Linked DNA regions of Homo sapiens: region 2 is linked to region 1. A link is a loop called in an ENCODE intact Hi-C map of the cell type or tissue named here. Cell type or tissue: HCT116. All regions are shown on one strand. Region 1 has its middle 25 kb from the start of MTFR2. Region 2 has its middle 91 kb from the start of PDE7B.

Region 1 (8,000 bases):
AAGAGTTTGTTTTCTCTTGAAATAACTTTTTTTATTTCCCAAGTAGGTAGGCTTGCATTTTCAGTGTTCTAGTTTCCTTGTTCAAAAATGTGTAATCAACAATCCTTCAACAACCAGCAGGAATCTTTGGAAGATACTATCCTCTGCCAAGTGAAGTATATCATTTCTTGACAAACCCCAAGTTGGCTTTTTGGTGGGCTTTTTTGCTCTTCGTTAGAATGGATTTCCTGCCTTCCCAAAGCACATTTCAACACCAGTGATGCATTAGAATTGAGTTGACTTTATGCTTCCCTGTGTTTCGAAGTATAACTCCTGGTATCTGGGAGGACATGACCATATGCCCTAAAATCTGCAGTGGCCTAATTTTGGGCTCCCGGTAACTGTTGTGTTCACTTTAGAATTCTTGAGGATTGGGGATTCAGTTTAGGCCTTCCTCATGAGCCTATACATAAATGACCTCATGCCAAATGTTATAAAATTCAGATTTGATTACTTTAAAATTCGATGAAATTACTGTAAATGCTGCAGCTTTCTCTTGCAAGTTACGTTAATAGCTTCCTTTCCTGACTCTGAAACACTTCTCTTGCTTGCCCTGGAGAAGTCCCTTCTCCCACTTCCTCAAATGCCTTTGAGTGGGTTTCATTTCCCTCCAAACTGGGTGTTAGTTAGTGCCCTCAAACTAAGGTGTTTGAGCAAGGATGTTTCACAAAACATTCTAATAGTATTTTATATTTGGAAAAATTTTAAAAAGGGTTTTATAATATAGACTGCAAGAAGTTAATGTTCAAAATCTTGACTGGTTGATATGCAGATGGTAGTGGTTTTCAAAGCAGGGAGGGGAGACGTGACTACCTAGGAGTGTGTATCAAAATCTGGAGAGGACCCAGATTGGAAACAGTGGCATGGGCCCCCTGGGGATGGCGGATCAAAAGGTCATACTTTTATAATGACTATGTATTTGTGTTTTAATTATGAAATCTAAATAAAAATTTCCAACAGTCCATTAAGGTTCCTATAACAAAATACCGTAAACAGAGGGGCTTATAAACAACAGAAATTTATTTCTCACAGTTCTGGAGGCTGGGAAGCCCAAGATCAAGGTGCTGGCAGATTTGGTGTCTGGGGGTGGGCCTGCTTCCTGGTTCATAGAAGGCCTAGCCATCTTCTTGCTGTGTCTTCACGTAGCTGAAGGGGTGAGAGAGCTCTCTGGGGTTTTTTACAAGGGCACTAATCGCAATCACGAGGACTCCGCCCTCTTGACCTAATCATCTCCCAAAAGCCTCACCTCCTAAATACGATCACCTTGGGAGTTAGGATTTCAACGTGTGAATTTTGGGGGAACAGAAACGTTCCATCCATTGGAATTAGGTTTGGGGAGAAACAGCCATTTACACGGAGGATAATTTAGGTGGTAGCAATCGGGAAACAGCATTTTAAACAGGTTTTGCCAGATATAAAGCACACTCTCTTCTCAGATTGGAGAGGCTAAGTATACAATGGATTTATTTTAAATTGATCCTCTTCCCCTCAAAAAAACCAACCAACCAAACAAAAACAAACAAAAAACCCCACAAAACCCGAACAGGTCAAGAAGAGTGACGTGTGAGATTTTATATCAGAAAAGGGCTGTTGATTTGGTTTCTCTGGCAAGCAGGCTCTGAGTAGAGATGAATGTGCAGGACATCTCTCTGGGCGTGTCCTCAGGATAATACTCAGGTGAGGGGGCAGCTGGGCTGTGATGCAATCTCAGCAGGGCCTCAGCAGAACCCCAGGGGCTCTGGAGTGGTCCCCCATCACTCTGGGAGTGCTGAGTCTCTACACTTTCTCGTTGACTAAGTACTGGGGGGCTTGACCTTGAACAAAGCAACCTTCTTGAGCTGAGGGCAGTTTTCAGAGAGGGTTGTCAGAGGACAACCTCTGTTGAGGACAGAACATGGTGGTGCATCACAGTCCACTACAGGGGACGCGGATTCTAAAATTGTGGCAGAGCCGGACATAATAGCTTTGCCTTAAGTTCCAGAGCCTGTCTTGCATTGCAGTTAGCTTGAGTAGTACAAATTGTCCGGAATTTCCAGTACCTACTGCCTTGTTATCCTTTGACCAGACTAGTTCTTATATTTACCTTGTGGGAAATGCTTGCTTTTAAAAAATTGATGGTGGGGTTGGGTAGGAAAGCCTTCCTGTCTCTAAAGATCTATTCCTGTCAGCTCCCGAAGTGTCTGTGCCTGTGGCCTTGCTCGTGGGTCATTCCACGGTGACTTCTGCAGCTGCATGGGGAAAACTAGGGCTGGGAAAACTATGGCTGGTTGATCACAGCTTTGCCCTTTCCTCTTCCTGGAAATTCCTGTGTTTACAAGGACTCAGAGCATGAAGCAGTGATCGCATCATGGAAATGCATCGGGAGAACTGAGTTATCACTTCTCTGGGCCTCAAACTCCTCAACTGTAAAATGAGGAGGCCAAACGGAATGTGCTCCAAAGTCCAATGTACAACACTAACATTCTATGATTTACTTCTTCCAGTGAAAAAAGACACAATCACAGCTCAGCTGGGTTGCAGTTTCAGTTTTCTGCACTCTGTGTCCAATTTGGACACAGTGGGGAAGTGGTCTGTAGGTCCCAGAGAACTTCTGTTCCACTGTATTTAAGAATAAGCTGTAATTGACCTTTTAGGTGATAAAGCTCTCACTTTGGTTTTTTGTTTTTTGTTTGTTTTTGAGAAGGAGTAGTAGTTCTGTTCCTAGTGCTTGCCATGGAGGTATATCAGCACTATGCAATGCAGGCTATTGTTATCTTCATTCTACAGATGAGGAGCTAGGCATAGAGAGAGACTATCTCCACCCCAGTAGATAACCCAGGTTCTCACAGCTGATTAAGTGGCAGAGCTGGAATTTTCATTTTTTATTTTTCCCCTGAACCTGAGCCATTCTTCTGCCTCAACCTTCCAAGAAGCTGGGACTACAGGTGCGTGCCACTGTGCTGGGCTTTAAGAGCTGGGATTTGAACCCAAGCAGATGGGTTTTCCAACCCATGTTTTAAGCTCCTAGTCAACAGTTCTCATCTTATACATTTGTTTATCTATTTATTTTAGATTTTGCTGTGTCCTAGAAAGAATTTAAGGCAGTTTACAAGGATATGTATAGCACGGCAAAATAATGGAACAGGAAACTGAAAGAGGAAAAAGCCGTCAGGCTGCAGTTCTCCATATTTACCACGAGAGGACAGTATAACACCGAGAGCGCCCAGGCTGGTGGCCCCCTGCTAACCTGTTACTACGTTCAGATGAAATTATAGAAATTACGGAAAAAGCGAGGTTAGATTTAGTATTAATTGCAAAAGTAGCTTACATTTAAGGACACTAAGGAATTATAATACAGCTATATCCTTGTCAGGCCTGAGATTATTCACGTCATCAGGCCGATTCAACTGTTTTCCCAGCAAATAACATATTTTGTGAAATTCAATGATGAAAGCCAGGGATAGTATTGCTTAATTGTTAAATTTCAACACTGCAGTGGGATTCTCACAGGTTCTTTAGGTTAAGTACAACTATCGATTTCACTGCTACAAAACAGCCCAAGGCTTATTTTGAAAGACATGATTATAGTTTCTGCTTTTATAACTGGTAAAGATTGGTAAATTAGAGTGGTGGAATGTTTATTAGGTATATCATAACTAATACATGCAAATAAGGGCTTCCAAAGATATTATATTCGTTTAAAAGATCGTTTAAAATACTCGTTAAAAGACAAATGCCAAGGCAAATTATGCCAGGATGGCGCTTTGCAGACCAGAAGGTGAGTACTGCTTCTCGAGCATGGGAGACCACATTTGAAGTGGGATGAAGTGGTGGTGGTGTCTGCTGGATCCCCAAGTGTCGTGGGGGGGGACCTGGTGAGAGGTAATTGAGTCATGGGGGTGGGGTTTTCCCGTGCTGTTCTTGTGACAGTGAGTAAGTCTCATGTGATCTGCTGGTTTTATAAAGGGCAGTTTCCCTGCACCTACTCTCTTGCCTGCCACCATATAAGACATGCCTTTGCTCCTCCTTTGGCTTCCACCATGATTGTGAGGCCTCCCCAGCCATGTGGAACTGTGAGTCCATTAAACCTCTTCTTTTTTAAAATTTAATCTAATTTTATTTATTTATTTATCTATTTTATTTTACTTTAAGTTCCGGGATATATGTGCAGAAAGTGCAGGTTTGTCACATAGGTATACGTGTGCCATGGTGGTTTGCTGCACCTATGGACCCATCCTTTAAGTTCCCTCTTCTTTTTCCCCATCCCGCAACGGGCCCTGGTGTGTGTTGTTCTCCTACCTGTGTCCATGTGCTCTCATTGCTCAATTCCCAGTTACGAGTGAGAATATGTGGTGTTTGGATTTCTGTTCCTGTGTTAGTTTGCTGAGGATGATGACTTCTAGCTTCTTCCAAGCTCCTGCAAATGACATGATCTTATTCCTTTTTATGGCTGCATAGTATTCCATCGTGTATATGGACCACATTTTCTTTATTCAGTCCATCATTGATGGGCATTTGGGTTGGTTCCATGACTTTGCTATTGTAAATAGTGCTGCAATAAACATACATGTGCATGTGTTTTCATAGTAGAATGATTTATATTCCTTTGGGTATATACTCAGTAATGAGATTGCTGAGTCAAATGGTATTTCTGGTTCTAGATCCTTGAGGAATCACTGTACTGTCTTCCACAATGGTTGAACTAATTTACATTCCCACCAACAGTGTAAAAGCATTCCTGTTTCTCCACAGCCTCGCCAGCATCTGTTTCTTGACTTTTTAATAATCACCATGCTGACTGGCGTGAGATTGTTATTTCATTGTGGTTTTGATTTGCATTTCTCTAATGATCAGTGATGTTGAGCTTTCTTTCATATGTTTGTTGGCTGTGTAAATGTCTTCTTTTGAGAAGTGTCTGTTCATATCCTTTGCCCACTTTTTGATGGGGTTGTTTGATTTTTTTCTTGTAAATTTGTTGAAGTTCCTTATAAATTCTGACTATTAGATCTTTGTCAGATGGGTAGATTGCAAAAATTTTCTCCCATTCTGTAGGTTGCCTGTTCACTCTGATGATAGTTTCTTTTGCTCTGCAGAAGCTCTTCAGTTTAATTAGAAACCGTTTGTCAATTTTGGCTTTTGTTGCAATTGCTTTCAGCATTTTAGTCATGAAGTCTTTGCCCATGCCTATGTCCTGAATGGCATTGCCTAGGTTTTCTTCTAGGGTTTTTATGGTTTTGGGTTTTACATTTAAGTCTTTAATCCATCTTGAGTTAATTTTTGTATAAGGTATAAGGAAGGGGTCCAGTTTCAGTTTTCTGCATATGGCTAACCAGTTTTCCCAGCACCATTTATTGAGTAGGGAATCCTTTCCCCATTGCTTGTTTTTATCAAGTTTGTCGAAGATCAGATGGTTGGAGATGTGTGGTGTTATTTCTGAGGCCTCTGTTCTGTTCCATTGGTCTATATGTCTGTTTTGGGATGAGTACCATGCTGTTTTGGTTACTGTAGCCTTGTATACTTTGAAGGCAGGTAGCGTGATGCCTCTAGCTTTGTTCTTTTTGCTTAGGATTGTCTTGGGTATACAGGATCTTCTTTGATTCCATATGAAATTTAAAGTAGTTTTTTTTTTTTGTTTGTTTTTTGTTTTTTTGAGACGGAGTTTCGCCCTTGTTGCCCAAGCTAGAGTGGTGCAGTGGTGCGATCTTGGCTCACCTCAACCTCCACCTCCTGGGTTCAAGCAATTCTCCTGCCTCAGCCTCCCGAGTTACTGGGATTACAGGCATGTGCCACCATGCCTGGCTAATTTTGTATTTTTAGTAGAGATTGGGTTTCTCCATGTTGGTCAGGCTGGTCTGGAACTCCCGACTTCAGGTTATCTGCCTGCCTCGGCCTCCCAAAGTGCTGGGATTACAGGCGTGAGCTACCGCGCCTGGCCTAAAGTAGGTTTTTCTAATTCTGTGAAGAATGTCAATGGTAGTTTGATGGGAATAGCATTGAATCTATAAATTACTTCGGGCAGTATGGCCATTTTCACAATATTGATTCTTCCTATCCGTGAGGATAGAATTTTTTCCATTTGTGTCCTCTCTTATTTCCTTGAGCAGTGGTTTGGAAATAAGAGAGGACCTTGAAGAGGTCCTTCACATCCCTTGTAGCTGTATTCCTTGGTATTTTATTCTCTTTATAGCAATCGTGAATGGGAGTTCATTCATAATTTGGCTCTCTGCTTGCTTATTGTTGGTGTAAAGAAATGCTTGTGAGTTTTGGACATTGATTTTGTATCCTGAGGCTTTGCTGAAGTTGCTTATCAGCTTAAGGAGTTTTTGGGCTGAGATGATGGGGTTTTCTAAATATAAAATAATGTTGTCTGCAAACAGAGACAATTTGATTTCATCTTTCTTTTTTTTTTGAGATGGAGTCTCACTCTGTTGCCCAGGCTGGAGTGCAGTGGCGTGATCTCGGCTCACTGCAATCTCCGCCTCCTGGGTTCAAGCAATTCTCTGCCTCAGACTCTTGAGTAGCTGGGATTACAGGTGCCTGCCACCATGGCTGGCTAATTTTTTTGTATTTTAGGTAGAGACAGGGTTTCACCATCTTGTCAGGCTGTTCTTGAACTCCTGACCTCGTGATCCTCCTGCCACGGCCTCCCAAAGTGCTGAGATTACAGGCATGGGCCAACGTGCCCGGCCTGACTTCCTCTCTTCTTATCTGAGTACACTTTCTTTTTTTCTCTTGCCTGATTGCCCTGGGCAGAACTTCCAACACTATGTTGAATAGGAGTGGTGAGAGAGGGCATCCTTGTTTTGTACTGGTTTTCACAGGGAAAGCTTCCTGCTTTTGCCCATTCAATGTGATATTGGCTGTGGGTTTGTCATACATAGCTCTTATTATTTTGAGATATGTTCCATCAATACCTAGTTTATTGAGGGTTTTTAACATGAAGGGATGTTGAAGTTTATCAAAGGCCTTTTCTGCATCTATTGAGATAATCATGTGGTTTTTGTCTTCGGTTCTTTTTATGTGATGGATTACATTTATTGATTTGTGTATGTTGAACCAGCCTTGCATCCCAGGGATGAAGCCGGCTTGATCATGGTGGATAAGTTTTTTGATGTGCTGCTGGATTTGGTTTGTCAGTGTTTTATTGAGGATTTTTGCATCAGTGTTCATCAGGGATATTGGTCTGAAGTTTTCTTTGTGTGTGTGTGTGTGTGTGTCTCTGCCAGGTTTTGATATCAGGATGACGCTGACCTCATAAAATGAGTTAGGGAGGAGTCCCTTCTTTTCAATTGTTTGGAATAGTTTCAGAAGGAATGGTATTGTCTCCTCTTTGTGCCTCTGGTAGAATTTGGCTGTGGTCATGGGCTTTTTTTGGTTGGTAGGCTATTAATTACTACCTCAATTTCAGAACTTGTTATTGGTCTATTTAGGGACTCGACTTCTTCCTGGTTTAGTTTTGGGAGTGTATGTGTCCAGGAATTTATCCATCTCTTCTAGATTTTCTAGTTTATTTGTGTAGAGGTGTTTATAGTATTCTCTGATGGTAGTTTGTATTTCTGTGGGATCCGTGGTGATATCCTCTTTATCATTAAAACTCTTTTTCTTTATAAATTACTCAGTCTTGGGTGTGTCTTTATTAGCAGTGTGAGAACTAATACAACTCATTTTGAAGAATTTACTCATTTTTCAGAATTCCTGGTAAGAGTGTTGTCAGTAAATCAGTCATAAGACTTTAAAATAATCAACATATGTTGTGACCAATATTGCCTGGATAGGTGTTTGGATCCAAGATTTAAAGTTAGTTTTAACAGATGATAGAGTAAAATTTGAAGAAAGATGAAAATATTTTTGACTATTTAAGTTAAAAGCAGGTTGGTTTTGACAAAAGCCATTGAAGTAGTGTGTAAAAAATACATGTGTTTTCCTATATTCTTCAAGAAGTAATGTACGTGGGACTTTTATACCCATCTGTTATTTTCTAC
Region 2 (8,000 bases), 460 kb after region 1:
ATAAGTAAATTGAGAGAGGTCTACCTTGTTCATGGATTAGAAGACCTGATATTGTTAAGATGTTTATTCTCCCTAGGTTGATCTACAAATTTAACTTAATTCTGGTCAAATTTCCAGAAGACTTTTGTAAAAATTGACATAATAATTCAAAAATTTACTTGGAAATGTGAAGGACCAGAACAGAGAAATAATTTTGAAAAAGAAAACAAAGTTGGCAGTTTCAATGTGTAGTAAAAAAGTACATTAATCAACACAGTGTGGTAAAGTTAAATATAAGCACATAGATCAATGGAATAGAAAGTCCTGAAGTAGACTCACACATAATGGCCAATTGATAATTTGCATGGGCAGCAATGCAATCTCATAAGGAAAGGATACTTCTTTCAATAAATGATATTGAAGCAACTGGATATTTGTATAAGAAGAATAATAAGGTCAGGCGCAGTGGCTCATGCCTGTAATGGAGGCTGAGGCAGGTGGATCACAAGGTCAAGAGATCGAGCCCATTCTTGCTAGCATGGTGAAACCCCATCTCTGCCAAAAATACAAGAAAAAAAAAAGTAGCCGGGCATGGTGGCAGGTGCCTGTAGTCCCAACTGCTTGGGAGGCTGAGGCAGGAGAATGGTGGGAGGCTGAGGCAGGAGAATGGTGTAAACCTGGGAGGCAGGAGAATGGCATGAACCTGGGAGGCGGAGCTTGCAATGAGCTGAGATTGCGCCACTGCACTCCAGCCTGGGTGACAAAGTGAGACTCCATCTCAAAAAAAAAAAAAAAGAAGAAGAAGAAAAATAAAACATAATGCTTATCTAACACCATGCAAAACAATTAATTTAAAATGTAATAATAAACCTGATTATTAAAGCTAAAACTATAACACTTCTAGAGGAAAACAAAAAAAATCTTTTAATCTTGATATATGCAGAGTTTTTTTTTAGATAAGACACAAACAATACTAATCATAAAGGAAAAATTGAACTTTTTTAAAATAAAAACTTTCTGGTCTTCAAAGACACTGTCAAAAAATAAAAAGCCAGCTGTTGACTAGGAGAAAACATTGGAATACATGTATATGATAAAACACATGTATGAAATAAAAGAGAAAATATTGGAACACATATATATGATTAAAGACACATATATACGATGAATAAATAAAGAACTATTACAACTCAATAATAAGACAACCCAATTTTAAAATAGACAAAAGAATATACATAAATGGCTAGTAATACATAAAAAGATGCTCAACATCATTAGATATTAGGGAAAACTAAAAACCACAATGAGATACCACTATACTCCCACTAGAATGGTTAAAATTAGAAAGCCTAATAATACCAAACTTTTAGTGAATGATATGGTTTGGCCCTATGTCCCCACCCAAATCTCATCTTGAATTGTACTCCCATAATTCTCATGGGTTGTGGGAGGGACCCAGTGGGAGATAGTTGAATCATGGGGGCCATTTCCCCATACTGTTCTCATGGTAGTGAATAAGTCATACGAGATCTGATGGGTTTATCAGGGGTTTCTGCTTTTGCATCTTCCTCATTTTCTTTTGCCGCCACCACGTAAGAAGTGCCTTTCACCTTCCGCCATGACTCTGAGGCCTCCCCAGCCATGTGGAATTGTAAGTTCAATTAAACCCCTTTTTCTTCCCAGTCTTATGTATATCTTTATCAGCAGTGTGAAAATGGATTAATACAGTAAATTGGTAACAGTAGAGTGGAGTGTTGCTGAAAAGATATCTGAAAATGTGGAAGCAACTTTGGAACTGGGTAACAGGCAGAGTTTGGAACAGTTTGGAGGGCTCATAAGAAAACAGGAAAATGTGGGAAAGCTTGGAACCTCCTAGAGATTTATTGAATGGCTTTAACAGAAATGCTGATAGTGATATTAATGATAAGGTCCAGGCTGAGGTGGTCTCAGATGGAGATGAGGAACTTGTTGGGAATTGGAGGAAAGGTAACTCTTGTTATGTTTTACAAAGAGACTCTTAGTATTTTGCCCCTGCCCTAGAGATTTGTGGAACTTTGAACTTGAGAGAGATGATTTAGGGTATCTGGCAGAAGAAATTTCTAAGCAGCAAAGCATTCAAGAGGTGACTTGGGTGCTGATAAAAGCATTCCATTTTAAAACAGAGCACAAAAGTTTGGAAAATTTGCAGCCTGACAATGGAGCAGAAAAGAAAAGAAAAAGACCAATTTTTTGAGGAGAAATTCAAGCTGGCTGCAGAAATTTACATAAGTAACAAGGATGTTAATCACCAAGACAATGGAGAAAATGTCTCCAGGGCATGTCATAGGTCTTCATGGCAGCCCCTCCCATCACAGACCTGGAAGCCTAGGAGGAAAAAATGGTTTCATGGACCAGGCCCAGGGTCCTCATGTGGTGTGCAGCCTAGGGACTTGGTGCCATGTGTCCCAGCTACTCCAGCCATTGCTAAAAGAGACCAAGGTACAGCTTGGCCCATGGTTTCAGAGGGTGCAAGCCCCAAGCCTTGGCAGCTTCTACGTGGTACTGTGCCTGCGAGTGCACAGAAGTCAAGAATTGAGGTTTGGGAAACTCCACCTAGATTTCAGAAGATGTATGGAAACACCTGGATGCCCAGGCAAAAGTTTGCTGCAAGAGTAGGGCCCTCATGGAGAACTCTGCTAGGGCAATGTTGGAGGGAAATGTGGGATCAGAGCCCCTACACAGATTCCCTACTGGGGTACTGTCTAGTGGAGCTGTGAGAAGAGGGCCACTGTCCTCCAGACCCCAGAATCGTAGATCCACCAACAGCTTGTGCCATGTGCCTGGAAAAGCTGCAGACACTCAATGCCAGCACATGAAAGCAGCCAGGAGGGGCGTTATACTCTGCAAAGCTTCAGGGGTGGAGATTCCCAAGACTATGGGAATCTACCTCTTGCATCAGCGTGACTTGGATGTGAGACATGGAATCAAAGGATATCATTTTGGAGCTTTAGAATTTGACTGCCCTGCTGGATTTTGGACTTGCATGGAGCCTGTAATCCCTTTGTTTTGGCCAATTTCTACCATTTAGGATGGCTGTATTTACCCATTACCTGTACCCCCATTGTATCTAGGAAGTAACTAGCTTGCTTTTGATGTTACAGGCTCATAGGTGGAAGGGACTTGCCTTGTCCCAGACGAGGCTTTGGACTGTGGACTTTTGGGTTACTGCTGAATTGAGTTTAGACTTTGAGGGACTGTTGGGAAGGTATAATTGGTTTCAAAATGTGACAATAAGAGATTTGGAGGGGCCAGGGGTGGAATGATATGGTTTGGCTCTGTGTCCCCACCCAAATCTCATTTTGAATTATACTCCCATAATTCCCATGTGTTGTGGGAAGGACCAGGTGGGAGATAATTTGAATCATGTGGGCGGCTTCCCCCATGCTGTCCTCATGGTAGTGAATAAGTCTCATGAGATCTGATGGGTTTATCAGGGGTTTCTGCTTTTGCATCTTCCTCATTTTCTCTTGCCACCATCATGTAAGAAGCACCTTTCACCTCCCGCCATGACTCTGAGGCCTCCCCAGCCATGTGTAACTGTAAGTCCAATTAAACCTCTTTTTCTTCCCAGTCTCAGGTATGTCTTTATCAGCAGTGGGAAAAAGGACTGACAGTGAGCTTCTGAAACTTCTACATTGCTGATGGGAGTGTAAAATACTGCAGATATGTTTAAAACACGTTGCAGTTTCATATTCATATAAAATTAAACATATAGTTACCATATTAAGTTACTAACTGGCAGGTATTTGCCCAAGAGAAAAGTTACAAATATCCATTTTTAAAAAACTTGTACATGAGGTCAGGTGCAGTGGCTCACGCCTGTAATCCCAGCACTTTGGGAGGCCAAGGCAGGTGGATCACCTGAGGTTAGGAGTTAGAGACCACCCTGGCTGACATGGTGAAACCCCATCTCTACTAAAAATACAAAAATTAGCCAGGCGTGGTGGTAGGCACCTGTAATCCCAGCTACTTGGGAAGCTGATACAGGAGAATCACTTGAACCCGGGAGGCAGAGGTTGTAGTGAGCCAAGATCCGAGATCATGCCACTGCACTCCAGCTTGGGCAACAAAGAGAGAAACTCCATCTAAAAAAACAAAACAAAACAAAACAAAAACAAACACAAACACAAACAAAAAACAACAACTTGTACATGAATACTCATGGCATCTTTGTTCATAGTAGCCAAGCTGGGTACAATTCAAATGTCATTAATGGGTGAATGGTTAAAGAAACTGTCATATATTCAGACAGTAAAATACTATTCAGCAGTAAAAAAGAATACATTACTTCCTTTTGCAAAACATAGATGAACCTCACAGACATCGAATTGAATAAAAGAAGCCAGACACAAAAGAGTACATATCATGAGATTCAATTTTTCATGAATATGTAGAATAGGCAAAACTATACTACTGCAACAAAAGGAGATTCTCATCTCTGGAGTGGCAGCTGAATGGGGGAGATTAACTACAAAAGGGCATGAGGGAATTTCCTGGGGAAATGGAAGTATTTTATATTTTGATTTGAGTAATGAATGTACAGAAGTATATATTTATTGAGTCATCAACCGGTGCGTGTGAAATGTGTGGATTTTATTGTATGTAGATTATGCCTAAATAAAGTTGATTTTTAAAAAATGGAGTAGGGTAAGGAGGATTTATTTTGGTAAACACTTATAGACTGTCCACAGGCTTCAGTTACTATTTAGATAGAGAGAGAATCAAATAAGAGTCATCTCTCACCCAACTGTCTAGTGGAGGATGCAAGAAAGCAAAGGGATGACTTCAGAAGATTGCCGTGAAGATTGACAAAGATACAGACACTGGCAAATCTGCCTCACTAGAGAAGCTTCCTAGAATAAAATTGAACTTTCACTTGTTGAATTCCGGTACTGTCCGTGAGGGGGAGACGTTCGCCTTTCAAGATTTGAATGGATCATCCAGTAGAACAGTGTTGGGGTTGACTTGAATGAGCAAAATAGGACAAAATCCTCTTCCTCAAAGGATCTCACTGTTGTGTCACAGAGAGATAACCATGAAATTTCAGCTCAAGGTGATTTCTGTTATAGAAATATATGCAGAAATCATTAAGAGATGGGAAGATTAATCCTATAGGGGACAGCTGAGAGGAGGCAGGCCAAGGTAGAATTCATTTATTTTATTTTACTTTTTTAGAGGCAGGGTCTTGCTATGTGGCTCAGGCTGGTCTCAAATGCCTGGGCTCAAATGATCGTCCCATCTCAGCCTCCCCAGTAGCTGAGATTACAGGAGCGAGTCACAGCACCTGGCCAAAAGAATTCATAAAGAAGCTATCTCAACAAATTCTGAAGGATGAATAGGAGTTTCCAAAGGACCAAAAAGCAAGCACATTCTTGGGGGAGGAAAATCCCCCTCCAAAGGCAGGTTATTATGAAGACCAAATGAGCAAATTTGAAGGTAACCCCAATAACACCTAGCATATACTAGGCACTGAAGTAGGGTGCTGTTTTAATGGAAAAGGTTTTCTCCCACCAAACTGTGAAATCCTTGAGAGCAGGGTTTTTTTCTCCTGTTGTTTAATCTCTTTAGGTGATTCTAGCTCTAATATTAGGTAGTAACTCTGATAAATGTGGGCATTTAGTTCTTACAGAAGGAGCAATGCTATTATTCATATCACACTAATAATATTATCAAGTGTTTACATACTCCTTGCTAAATTTCAGGTATGTATTTATCCAACTACAGAACAAATGTAAGATCCAAACTAAACAGCAAAATATCTGGAGGCTTACTTAGTATTAGAAAGATCTGTTATAATGTAAGCTTTGTCCAAAAATATCAATTTATGTTAATGGTATATGCCTAAAGTCAGATTTTGACAGATATAGATTTGGCAAAAAGATATAGAAAGCTCTAATCTCCTAGCATCTAAGATTAAATGTCTAATAATAGTCTTCAAGAGAAAAATGTTCAAGGTATACATTTTAAATTATCCTCTTCTTTTTTAGAGCAATACAGTTTCATAAGTTATCATTTTAGATGTTCTAAATAGCTGCACTTTCTGTGTTAGTACATTACCAACAGGACTTGCCCAAGATAAGTGATCGGGTTTAGCCAACATAGGCTTAAGAAAAATAATTCCACTAATAGCCTACATAAAACCATAGAATATTTTATGTTCCATGTTACAGAAAAGAGTAATGAGTTCTATGTCTGAATGTTTACCTGAGTGTGGTGCCAGGTGCCTGTAGTCCCAGCTGCTCAGGAGGCTGGGGCAGGAGAATCGCTTGAACCTGGGAGGTAGAGGTTTCAGTGAGCCGAGATCACACCGCTGCACTCCAGCCTGGGCAACAGAGTGAAACTCTGCCTCAAAATTAATTAATTAATTAATTAATTAATTAATTAATTAAAATTAAAAAAATGAATGTGTGGCAAAGTGACCCTGTGCTTCATGGACCCTGTGTCTCCTCGGAAAGATCTAAGAAATGATTCCAGCTCAATAGGCATTCATGAACATTAAATGTTATACCATTTTTAAGTCACTAGGACAAAGGCTGGCACACAGTATAACTCCATTCATGTTTCCTCTTTTCTTTCTGGAAAAAAAATTCAAAAATTTTATTTATCTATTTTCGTTTAAATAGTTGCTTTAAAAGCTGGCTTGCATAAGGAAGTAATTCACCTATAAATGGAAACTCACTTAAAATGGAAAAAGAAACAAATAATCATTTACTTAGTAAAAGTCCTTAACACTTTGAATCCCAACCTCCTCAAAAAAGTTTGATTTTATTCTTAAATTTTGAGCTCAAAAACAAAGAACAGAAGTTATTTATAAATAAAAAGCATTAATTGATGACCTTTGGTGAGATCAACAGATTAAAATGCTCAGAAGTACTCAGAGACTTAACCGTTTCCCAAACTCCACAATGCAAAAAGATCTATATTTTCTCTCCTTTAGAAAAGAGAGAGAAAAAAACATACATACAGAGAAATAGAGTACAGCATGTATATGACTTTAACTCTGGAAATGGAAACTAAAATCCACTGACTTAAGTTTTTTTGTCTTCTGATCTTGATGATAGCACCATCTCTTTGTGTTTTAAATATATATATATTTAAAGTAATTATGCTCCTAAGAAAACCTTTACATCAAAATGCATGTATTTTTATGGTTTATCTTCTATATTTTAATCTAAAACTTCCTTTTTTCACCCAATATTTCATGGATATGCTTTGGTGCCCATACATCCTAATCTCACTCTTTGCATTTAATGAATAAACTAAAACCTATTTAAATAATGACAGATATGTTTCATTTTATTTTTTAGAAAACAACATACTGCAATTAATATTAAATATATACATATATCTTTACACATTTTTTAAAGTATTTCTTTAGATTAAATTCCTGAACAGTGAATTGTTAGGCCAGAAGAGGTACACATTTTCATATTTAATAGGTACTGACAAATTGCCTTCTAGAAATAGTATTTGAAAAAAAGTTATTGGTAGCATGGCGCTATATGGAAGTTGATTATCTTTGGCTTGGCTTTTTTCCTCTTAGTTGAAGATATATAGATACAGATATACAAATAGATGTACACAAATATACATATATATACACATATACACATACAAACTAAAGCATGCATATGCATATATGTTCGTATTCTCTAATATGTACTACATGTACTGGAATATATATTGATTTGTATGTGTATACATAGATATGTATGTGCATGTGTGTATGAAATCTCCAAATCTTTCCATTAGAATAGATTCTGCATTCACTTATATATAATTATGAGTCTCTCTTTTGACTGGGAATCTTAAAGATTTCAAACTGTTTTTCTTTATTATGACAGCTTGCATTTAATTGGACAAGGACATTTGAGATGTGGAGGAAACAGGGTGGAAAAGATGCTTCATATAAAAAACATGCTTTTCAAAACTGTTAAAAACATAAAATACCACTGGAATTCTACTAGCCAACAGCCGTGTGT

Evidence for each region. A loop is a pair of places that touch in the nucleus more often than their neighbours do. Peaks named below come from ENCODE experiments on the same cell type or tissue, not always from the same donor. Only the 100,000 strongest peaks of a DNase experiment are listed, where the experiment ranks them.
Region 2: it touches region 1 in a loop (2.5-fold over the local background); 3 of 110 quality-filtered maps call a loop at or near these places.

Annotation. Positions count from the first base shown.
Region 1 is chr6:136,221,629-136,229,628 of GRCh38, reverse strand. No RefSeq gene overlaps it. Among named protein-coding and RNA genes, the nearest start is that of MTFR2, 25 kb to the left of the region's middle. In HCT116, a CTCF peak has its summit at 3,211 (motif pointing right); DNase peaks (open chromatin) are centred at 3,258 and 3,420; H3K4me3 peaks cover 423 bases.
Region 2 is chr6:135,756,936-135,764,935 of GRCh38, reverse strand. No RefSeq gene overlaps it. Among named protein-coding and RNA genes, the nearest start is that of PDE7B, 91 kb to the left of the region's middle. In HCT116, a CTCF peak has its summit at 4,922; a DNase peak (open chromatin) is centred at 4,935.